Linked DNA regions of Homo sapiens: region 1 is linked to region 2. The links are chromatin loops, found by intact Hi-C in ENCODE. Cell type or tissue: gastrocnemius medialis. All regions are shown on one strand. Each heading gives the region's core, and the rest is flanking DNA. Links, peaks and the distances in the headings are about the cores only.

The links. A loop is a pair of places that touch in the nucleus more often than their neighbours do. Peaks named below come from ENCODE experiments on the same cell type or tissue, not always from the same donor. Only the 100,000 strongest peaks of a DNase experiment are listed, where the experiment ranks them.
Region 1: a loop joins it to region 2, with 12 times the contacts of the local background. A loop is called at or near these places in 1 of 110 quality-filtered maps.

The regions. Positions count from the first base shown.
Region 1 is chr2:236,729,710-236,735,086 of GRCh38, reverse strand. LOC105373948 (a long non-coding RNA gene) reads left to right here. Exons shown (of 6, transcript XR_924022.2): 5 at 2,535-2,820; 6 at 3,269-3,564. Among named protein-coding and RNA genes, the nearest start is that of ACKR3, 160 kb to the right of the region's middle. In gastrocnemius medialis, for the core only: no CTCF peak of the experiment used is centred there; DNase peaks (open chromatin) are centred at 1,706, 2,606, 2,886 and 4,446; H3K27ac peaks cover 3,282 bases.
Region 2 is chr2:236,986,387-236,991,763 of GRCh38, reverse strand. The region is part of intron 1 of COPS8-DT (COPS8 divergent transcript); the gene reads left to right. Among named protein-coding and RNA genes, the nearest start is that of COPS8-DT, 97 kb to the left of the region's middle. In gastrocnemius medialis, for the core only: no CTCF peak of the experiment used is centred there; DNase peaks (open chromatin) are centred at 2,193 and 2,733; H3K4me3 peaks cover 907 bases; H3K27ac peaks cover 3,284 bases.

The DNA.
Region 1 (5,377 bases), core at 141-5,140, 260 kb after region 2:
ATGAGTAACTGACAAGAAACGTGAGAAGCTTCATTTTCTTAGTAGAGAGCAGCAGGCAAAGCTATGGCTCTCAATGCTAATTTTCTGGGTGGCCACAACAGACCAGTTCCCGTGGGTCCCAGCCTATCAGGAGAATGGCTTCCAGAGTTGACCAACCCACAGACATCCATGGGAAATGCATGGAAACCTGTCAAATTAATGAAATTGATAGATGACACAAAACTGGGAAGAAAGACCAATGTACTATGTGACTGTATTCGTTTCCTTGGATGTTGTAACAAAGTACCACAAAGGGGTAGCTCAAAGCAACGGAAATTTACGCTCCCACAGTTCCAGGTGACAGAAGTCTGAAATCAAGGTGTCTGCAGGGCCACCTCCCTCTGAAGGCTCTAGGGGAGGATCCTTTCCTGCCTCTTCCTGGTGTCTGGGGGCTGCCAGGAATCCTTGGCATTCCTTGTCTGGCAGCTCCATCACTCCAATTTCTGCCTCTGTCATCACGTGGTATCAACACCTCCTGAGTGTCTCTGTCTCTGTGTCCACACTTCCCTCTTATTTTTATTTTTTATTTTTTTGAGACGGAGTCTCACTCTGTTGCCCAGGCTGGAGTGCAGTGGCATGTTCTCGGCTCACTGCAAGCTCCGCCTCCTGGGTTCGAGCAATTCTCTGCCTCAGCCTCCCGAGTAGCTGGGATTACAGGTGCCCACCACCACGCCCAGCTAATTTTTGTATTTTTAGAAGAGACGGGGTTTCACCATCTTGGCCGGGCTGGTCTTGAACTCCTGACCTCGTGATCCACTCACCTCGGCCTCCCAAAGTGCTGGGATTATAGGCATGAGCCACCACGCCCAGCCCCATACTTCCCTCTTCTTATAAGGATACCAGTCATTGGAATAGGGCCCACCCTGTTCTGGTATAACCTCATCTTAACTTGATGACATCCACAAAGACCCTATTTCCAAATAAGGTCACATTCACAGGTACACAGTTGAAGGTGGAACATGTATTTTTGGGGGACATAACTCAGTACAATGACCAAGGGAAAGTCTAGAAACATCTTGATAACTGGAGCGAAGAATAAATGTAGAGAAAGACATTCAATAGTGATCATTAAAAAATGTGCACTTGGGTTCAGACATACACTTAAATGTGTACAGAGTGAAAAAGATGTGACTGAGAGAGGCATGCACGTGAGAAAACTTAGGCACCTTCACAGACTGCAGAGCTGCTAGGGACTGAGCCATCTCCTGCTGGTTAACGATGCCCTGAGCATGATGTCTGGATCACCTCAGCTCCATTACAGAAAATCCAAATCCAAAGTGCCAGGTTTAGCTACAAACACGAGGCCTTAAGGACACTAGTAGACTGAAGGAGGTTCAAAGAGCATGTCCAGGAAAAGTTCAAAATCCACCATACATGAGAAGCCATGGAAAGAAAAGATGGTGAGAAGCAGAAGGGGAAAACCCAAGACTTCAGGAGAACGAGAGAACCATCTTCAAATACTTACAGGGCAGCCGTACAGAGCAGGGTGTGGACCAATTTCCTGTGCCTGCAGATTTAGGGTCAATGACAACAGGGGGCTGTATGGGGGGCTTCAAAATACATTCCAATTTGGAGGCTGTTGAAATAGAAGAGCCTCATATGGGAATTCATGTAGAGAGGGCCTCCACGCCCAAAAGCCTGGCATTGTCCTTGATTCAGGAAAGAATAAAACTTGGAGACTGGAATTGGGAAGGCTTCCTGCCTTACTCAGAGAAGGCTCTCGGCACTGCTGTCTCACAATGCTGGACTCACGCCTTCCATCCCTGGGGCTCAGGGCTGCAAATTCAGCTGAAATAATGAGGACACTTTCCCCCAATCTGAAAAGTGGCAGGGGAGGAGGGAGTAAGGAGCCCAGGGAGAAGATTTCCAAATACATGCAAATACATGCACACAGAAATACATAAATAATAAGTTGTATCTGCCTGAAAGTTACCACCTACCTCTTATTTGTTGGACATATTGGGATTCTGGGTAAGATGTTGGTTTGTTGCTTACATTTTTAAAAAACCATTGAGTCCTAGAGAAATGAACTAAATCTAACCATATGCAGCACAGTAGGATATTAAATACGTGAATGAGAAAAATACTAAAAAGTGAATGAATGGGTTAGGGAGTAAGAGAGTGAGGGAATCCCTTCCTCTGCAGGTTGCGATGGTCCCATCGTGCACCTGAAGATGGCAACTAAAGAGAAAAGGTGTCGTTTGAATCTCTGGGCCCACATAGAACCTGCCCAAAGCAACGTGGGGCTAAAGTGTTCCCTGCCATGAACTCTGGCTTAGACAGGTGGACTCCCAGGAAGGGAGGCCAGGTAACCACCAGGAAGTCACTAGCCACTTTGAGTCACTGGCTGCCACATAAGACATCCTTGGGTAGACTTCAGTGCATTTAAGGCTGGAAACTTACTCTCATGCATTATTTCTTGTAATGTCATTTACTTGTTCTCTTTAAACTTTTTTAACTCTCTGCCCCTTTCCCTCTTGTGGCATCTCTTCCAGGCAATGCAACAGAGCTTCTATTTCCTGGCAGATGGACCATGAGCCTGGGCCAGAGAATCTGGTGCTGAGCTGCTGCAGTCAGCTGAGCTGCTTACGTAACCTGAAGGCTCTCCTGGGAGGACCATGCTGTGAAAGGCAGCTCTGGTTTGCTTCCCCTCAGATAATGTTTATATGGCCTTTTGGTCAGAGAAGAAGCAAAGATAATCCCCCTGACCCTCAGGTTGAGGAGACACAGATCGGCCTTTGCTGAGGGTAGCACAGCAAATGAGGATGCATCTCCCAGCAGGTGACGTGCCCGGTCCTGTGACTCATGCCCTTTATCCCAGTAAGTGATCTGGCTCTGGTAAAGTGCCCTAGGGAGCCTTGCCTGGACAAGGAGCACCTCGTGATAGTCTGCCCTGTGCAACCCGCTGCTGTTTCTGACGAGGTTAAGCTGGATTCAAATGCTAGGTGACAGGACCTTGCCTTGCACGATGGTTTCTTACCCCACAATATTCATCTCAGGGGTGAGCAGGCTAGCAACATTCTTGGATGACATGGCCATTCTGGTGAGATGGTAAATGCCTGGGGCCTGGACTCTGAAGATCTTCACGAGGTCACTCCCGCATGACTGTCCTGAATAGGCAAAGCAGTCTGCCTGATGTAGCCACCCCACTTTCTAGGGTCAATGACCCATCTGCGGCTCCCAGCCTGGGAGTCCTAGATGCTTAGATTAGGTTCTTTTTCTCTCTTAGGGTCAAATGCAAACAAAAATGCTGTGAGACGCAGGACATCAGGGGCATCCCAGGGCCTGAATATTCTTACTCTGACCAGAGCCGGCTCCGGGCAGCTGTCAGCCATGCCTTAAAAATCAGAAGTCTGCACACTTTTTCCGTAAAGGGCCAGGTATTAAATCTTTCAGGTTCATGGGCCACATGTGGTCTCAGATGCAACTACCCAGCACTGCCATTGTGGCATGGAAGCAGCCATAGAGACTTTGTAAATGAATGGGCACGGTGGCATTCCAATAAAACTTCATTTACAAAAACAAGCCATGGGCTGGATTTGGACTATGAGTTATACTTTGCCAACACCTGGTTTAAATTAAATCTGAACTTCCCTCGGAGGTGGACATATTCCCCCTTCTAAGTTCTCTCTTTTTTTTTTTTTTTTTTTTGAGACAGAGGCTTGCTCTGTCACCCAGGATGGAGTGCAGTGGCAAAATCTCAGCTCACTGCAAATTCTGCCTCCCAAGTTCAAGAGATTCTCCTGCCTCTTGAGTAGCTGGGATTACAGGCACCCGCAACCATGCCTGGCTGATTTTTGTATTTTTACTAGAGACAGGGTTTCACCATGTTGGCCAGGCTGGTCTCAAACTCCTGACCTCAAGTGATCCGCCCGCCTCAGCCTCCCAAAGTGCTGGGATTACAGGCGTGAGCCACGGTGCCTGGCCTTGCCTTCCATTACTAACCACTTGCCTGAAATGCTATTGAAATACACCTCTTAGTGGGTGTTTGGATTTGTGGTGCACAGGGGCTGCCAGATCGAATACAGGACACCCAATTAAAATTGAATTTCAGAGAAACAGCCCAGTGGCTATTTTTAGTTTAAGTGTGTCCCTTATACTAAAACACTATTGGTTATGTATCTGAAATTCACATTTAACTGGGCTCCTATCTTTGTAATTTGCTGAATCTGTCAGCCCTGGGTGCATTAACTCTGGCTTGGGAGGTTGTGTGCAGCCAGCACAGGGACTGAAAGGGCCTGAGGATGACCCGGGGGACTTGTTCTCTCTTAGGAAGCCTCAGCGCAGATTTAGCAGGACCAATAATGGGAAGGAAGAATTGTCAAGGTGGGAGAGTGGCTGGGCATACAGCTCCTGTGACTTCACGGGACAGTGCCCGGGGATGTGAGCCAGGCCACCGAGCTGAGCTGGCAGCCCCAGGTGACCCAGAGAACTCCAGCCGGCCTGCTGTGACCCCAGCCTTCCCTGCCGCAGAGAGAAGCCAGGTCCGTCTTCCAGACTCACAGTCCACCAGCAGTTTCTGAGGTCAAAGATTGTAATCTCATCGAAGCAACGGCCTCCTTGTCACAACATTGTTACCCTCTGCTGTTTTCGTAAGAAAAAAAAAAAAAGCTGTAGATGCACTCACCATTTATCCCCATCCTTCTCCATTAATGATCAGCCTAATTATTTCAATGTGCTGCATTGGTGGTTTGGAATGTAATAGTTAAAACCTAATGAATTATTAATATGCGGATAAACGATGTTTAATGCTCAGTGATACATTTCATAAGTATAAAAACTAACTTTTAAACTTTTAGAACATTACTGGAGGCTGTTATTCCTTCTCTGTTTCAGTTAGGGAAGCTGAGGCACTGGGAAATCCAAGATCATGCATTGGTGGACTCTGTGGGGAAAACAGGATTGGAACTCAAGGAATCTAACACACCACCCTCAAAAAACAATCTAAAGCATATTTATAATGTTTTTCAATTTAATATCCTCTTTCTGATAGTTCGTTTTGACCATATTTGCTTCTTTTATTTTAGACAATTTTGAAAATGGAAAATAAAGGGAAAACAACTGCCACCAAGGGTAAAGTTGTTTAACTTTGTGATATGTTGCTTTCTAGAGTGTTTTCCCCACACAGGTATATATACATACATACAAACACTCATAGACATGTGTGCCTCTATGTGTTTATATACCTAAACTCTTGTTAAATATATTTATTTAACAAAATTGAGAGATTCTTCTCTTCCCTGTTAAGATACGCGATCTGCGCCCAGCTTAATATTCGGGAAATGGTTCTCATTACAGAAATGGTACGCTATGATTGCACGGTTCCACAAGGCTGCCA
Region 2 (5,377 bases), core at 176-5,175:
ATGCTGGGTCTATTAGTCCATTCTCATGCTGCTATGAAGAAATACCCAAGACTGGGTAATTTATAAAAGAAAGAGGTTTAATTGACTCACATTTCTGCAGGGCCGGGGAGGCCTCAGGAAGCTTAAAATCATGGTGGAAGGGGAAGCTAACATCCTTCTTCACATGGCGTCAGCAAGAAGGGCAGAGTGAAGTGGGAGAAAATCTCCTTATAAAACCATCAGATCTCTTGAGAACTTACTCACTATCATGAGAAGAGCATGGCAGCTACCACCCCCATGATTCAGTTACCTCCCACCAGGTCCCTACCATGACACATGGGGATTATAGGAACTACAACTCGAGATGAGATTTGGGTAGGGACACAGCCAAACCATACCACTGGGTATCACAAGGCCACCCCAGGCTGACTGTGCACCCTACAATCCTAAGGGCACCGTTGCACACATGTTGGAGCTGTGCATGCAATGGCCCTGCTTGGGCTGGGGAATTAGCAGGAAATGAGGGGAAAGGGCTGGGACTCTGAATATGTTTGGAAGGTAAAGCCAACAGGCTGTCTAGCAAGATCCCTTTCACCGTGGAAACGGAATCATCTTTTGTCATTTACCTCATGTGGGTCCCCTTTGCAGAGCAGGTTCAGGGTAGGACTTTCATTTGGATTCTCAAGAACCAGCAGAAAGTCACCGAGTGCTGCCCTGTTTTTGTCATCAGTCATCAATCTCCCAAAAGCCTAGGGAAGACAATGTGGAGAATGAGCCCAGATGTATCTTTGGAGACAAGGTGCCCATTAATAGAATGTCATATTTAGTCAATGACATTGTAAGAATTTGTAAGTGTTTTCTGAAGGGAAAAACATTTTGTCTTTGATGGATTTTCTGTTTTACAGACATAATTAATCACATGTGTTAAGAAATCAATTTCTTTAATAGCAAAAATAATCTGTTTTGCCAACTGGAAACACCACTTTCATTTAAGAAACACTCTCCACCAGTTGATTGTACTTCTTGGCGCCAGAAGCAAGGATGCTGTCCGTGTGCTCAGATTATAATGATTTACTGAAGAAATATGAAGTTCTCAGACCAGCAGAGAGTGTTCAAATGCTTTTGCTTTAACAAAAGGATTCTCATTCATAAATACATGTCACAAATAAGTAACAAAATACAAATATACAATACACAAAATATACAATTGTATATTTTGTACAAAACAACTGTTTTCTAACTTCTGAGGAATAGACATTTTCTGAAGACTGTTGTGTGATAATCTAGAATCAAAGAATTTGAACTCATAGGCAGATGTTAACCTAGTCCCCTTCCCCTGCCCGCATGTTAGGACCCCTCTTCAATGTCCTCAGGAGATGGGCTTCTATGCCCTCTCCCAGCATGTCAGGGGAGGAAGAGGCTGACACGCTGCCTGCTGCTTCCTATCTGAATACGGGAAAGCTGGCTGCGGGAAAGCTCTGCTTATTGTGGATCTACCCTCTTGCCATTTCCCCATTGGCGCTGGTTAGGTCTTCTGGAATTAGAGTTCTTTTCTCAAAAAGGTGAAGCTGGCTATCAAGTCAGTACTAAAAAATCACTTTTCTGAGCCCCCACTTTCCTAATTCCATCAGCTGCAACAGGAATCCAGTCTTGGTGATTTGTTGTTGTTGTTGTTGTTGTTGAGACGGAGTCTCGCTCTGTCACCCAGGCTGGAGTGCAGTGGTGCGATCTCAGCTCACTGCAACTTCCGCCTCCAGGGTTCAAGCGATTCTCCTGCCTCAGCCTCCCGAGTAGCTGGGATTACAGATGTGTGTCACCACACCCAGCTAATTTTTGTATTTTTTTAGTAGAGATGGGGTTTCACCATGTTGGACAGGCTGGTCTCAAACTCCCGACCTCAGGTGATCCACCCACCTCGGCCTCCCAAAGTGCTGGGATTATAGGTGTGGGGCACCATGCCCGGCCTCAAAAAGGTGAAGGTGGTTATCAAGTCAGTACAAAGAATTCACTTTGCTGAGCCCACACTTTCCCCATTCCGTTAGCTGCAACAGGAATCTAGTTTTGGTGATTTCTTAAAGAAGCCACTTGAACCAAGGCACAGCATCCTAAAGTCGCATGGCCCCCACAGAGCTCACCACGTGCTTTCCACATCTACCCCAGGTTTCCAGAGGGAACGAGGGCTGGCACTTACTAAGAGTCACCTCCTTCTTGCCCTGGGGTTGGAGTGGGGTCACCTTAGGGGAAGAAGTCCTACTTCTCTGAAAACAGCGAAGGAACTAACACTTGGCTCACCCCGACTCAGCTGTGCAGGCTCTGTTGGAAGAGAAAACCCAGCATCCCTAATCCATCAGGGTCTGGAAGAAATCTCGCAAGAGAGAATGACTTGATTTTAAAATTCTGACTGCCTTTGTCATCCTCCTGCCAGGCCTGACCTTTTGCAGATATGCTTTTAATTAAGCAAGGGTTTTGCTTAGCCTCTTCCCACCTTCTTCAGTTTCCAGCGACTGTGCCAGATTGTTCAGTCAACTTCTTAAATTAACACGAGGGCTGCTGGTGCATTGGGGGCTTCGACAGGAGGCACCAGTGCCTGCCTTTCTGTGCTTGTCACAGCTGCTTCTCTGCAGACTGAGGTCCAGGGCGCTGGGGTGACAGACAGCACACAGCCACACCGGCCGGTCACAGGGAGGACCTTGCTGTGTGCTGCACATATTTGTGACCTGACCAATGACTGGCAGGCTGCATCCTGGACTGAACCTAGAAGACACGCCTCTGGGGTGAAGAGGGGTCAACAAAGCAGCTCGTGTTCCCTGCTCCAAAGGACGCAGCTGCAGAGTGTTTTGGTCATGGAGAATTGCTACCGTCCCCAACTCAGAACTTGGAACAGACTGTCTCGTCTCCAAAATACAAAATAAAAAAAAAAAGATCAACAGGAACCCAAAGAGAGGTGAGGAAAAGTGCAGTTGTGCAACAAGCCCGCTGTTCTTGCCATGAGGAAATGCTGAAGTCACTTAGAACTGATGACTGAAATGATTGTGGCAAGTGCTTTCTTGCCACACTGGGTAAGGGGGCATTTCCCTATTAAAGTCCCTTACCATTTTCTAAGGGGTGCAGTTTAAGGACGTCTTTCCGTAAAATACCCAATTGTACTAACTAAGCTTCCTTTTGGAGAGAACTGACCCTGCTTTTCTCCAAAGGTAAATATTGAATGTGACAGTGGGAGAAAATCATTCATTTCAAATTGTTATTGACACGCTCTGATAAACACTCGGCAAGCAAGAATCTGGTTTGAGATCCAGACACCCAAAGTCCTAGGCTGATCACTGTGTTCATCTCTAACATGTGTACCTGCAAACAGCAGTCTGTTACATGGGTTTCCTTGGAACTAGGAAGGCTGGCATCCTTCCAAAGGGCCACTGGCTCTAAGGTCCAGCTGCCCACTTGGTTCCAAAACCTTCTCTTGTGTCTAGAATGTTGGGAGATATCATGGCCTTCTTATGCCCATTGGCCAGCCCATTGGTTTAGAATGCACTTAACAAACAGAAATACAGACATGTTTGCTTCTAAGGTTTTAGGAATGAAATTCCCATTAGAGCTCACCTGAAATGGAGTGTTAAGTGCCTCCTTGCAGAAGGGTTGGTCCTACATTTGTCCTGTTGTGATGCATGCATTTGACACACAGCAAACGCCTAGGATCCTAGAATGTCACACCAGCAAGGCCCTAAGACATCACACTTCTTCTGATGACAAACCTACAGCCCAGGGTGTTATGTGACTGGCTCAAGGACTCACAACAAGTTGACCTCAAAGCTGCGCCCAGGCTCCTGGGCTGATAAGACCACACCCCCCATCCTGCCCTCCCAGGATCCTCCAGACCCTTTAATAGGAGGAGACGCTGACCTGGGCATTTGGAGAGACACAGTCTTCCTGGACTCGGGGTGGGAGGGGTAAGGGCAGTCACCGGGTCACTGACCCTCTTTACAGTCTCAGGAATTGTACCTGTTTAGGGTCCCTCAGTTTTGCAGCCAATGCCAAGGCAGGTGAGGAAAACAGTCCCTGCCTGCCGTGTGTTGCTGGGACACTTTGCCGCAGATGTCACCTTCGCTCTCCTTACTCACCTAATGCTGACAATGGCGCCCGTGGACCAGGCGTTCTTCCCACACCTCCTGAAATGCTCATTTATCAGTGTAAACTCCCTTTGAAGCACCTCAAGGAATTTCCCCCTTCAAGGGCGGATGAATGGCAGCCCGAGCAGCCTATTGTATACGGTATTGTCAGACTGAAATACAAAGAACTATCGCCCAATGAGTGGTATTAGACCTGCATGGGGTAGTGCCAATGGGAATTGGAATTCCAGCCCCTTATCTTCCAGAAGAATTCCTCAGACTCCATGGAAGGCCATCGTGCCACAAAGCAGTTCACTGCTGCTGCTTCCCTTGGAGGGCTGTGTCTCAGTGCAAGATGCAAAGAAGTCAAGTGGACGGGGAAGCATGTTGTCCAGCGTTGGTCACCTCACCTGCCCAGGTGGGTACTCTCTTCTGCAGCTGTCCCCATGGCTTCTCCACATGAGGGTGGACACCCAGGCAGTGTTCCAGTGTTCACAGAGGCCACTGGCTCAGGAACAGTGCCCCAATTCATCTCCACCAAGCAGGAAGGACAAAGATCTACTTGCATCCTAAAATAGCATACTTTCAGATATTAGGAGCACTTTTCTATGGGAAATACTGGAAATGGACTTTTGAACCTCTAGGAGAGGAAGAGAGAGAACAAGTCAGGCTGAGAAACGTGGTTCCCAGCAAGCAGCAGCCCGCCTGAACGCCCGCGCCTACACGTGGGGTGGGCTTCTGGTGGAAGACTGTGGGAACCAAGACTAAATAAATGCTAAGTGCCCTCAATGCTTCTAAAACACAAGGCTGGCAACAATACAAAATACAAGCTGAAAAGAAAAACAAACAGGTAGCCCTGCCAGCTGGGCATTGCCCCAGGTGTCTGAATAATTTTGTGATTGAATCAGGCACCTGGCTGTAGCACTGTAGTTTATTCCTCCTCAGCTAAAGTGACATACTTATGAGAATGTCGCCTTAGTGTCTGGGCTTCTTCAAAAACAAAGGTAAATAGAAGAGTCAAGAATGGAACAGGTCATGTGGGATTTGCTCAGGACTGTTTGCTTTTGCCCATGGAAACTACAGTGGCCTCAAGAAGCAGTTGAGTGTGTTGTACAACCCTCAGTTGCTTCGGTCTCAACAGGGAAAATACTGACCTGGGTAAGCACACCTTGGGTTTTTTTTTTTTTTTTTTTAACTGAATCAATTTCTTAGAAAAATGAAGTCTCCATAGCATTTGTTTTCCATTTTTAAGTTGTTGTAAGAGCAATGGAGTGAAATGGAGATGGAACTGCCTC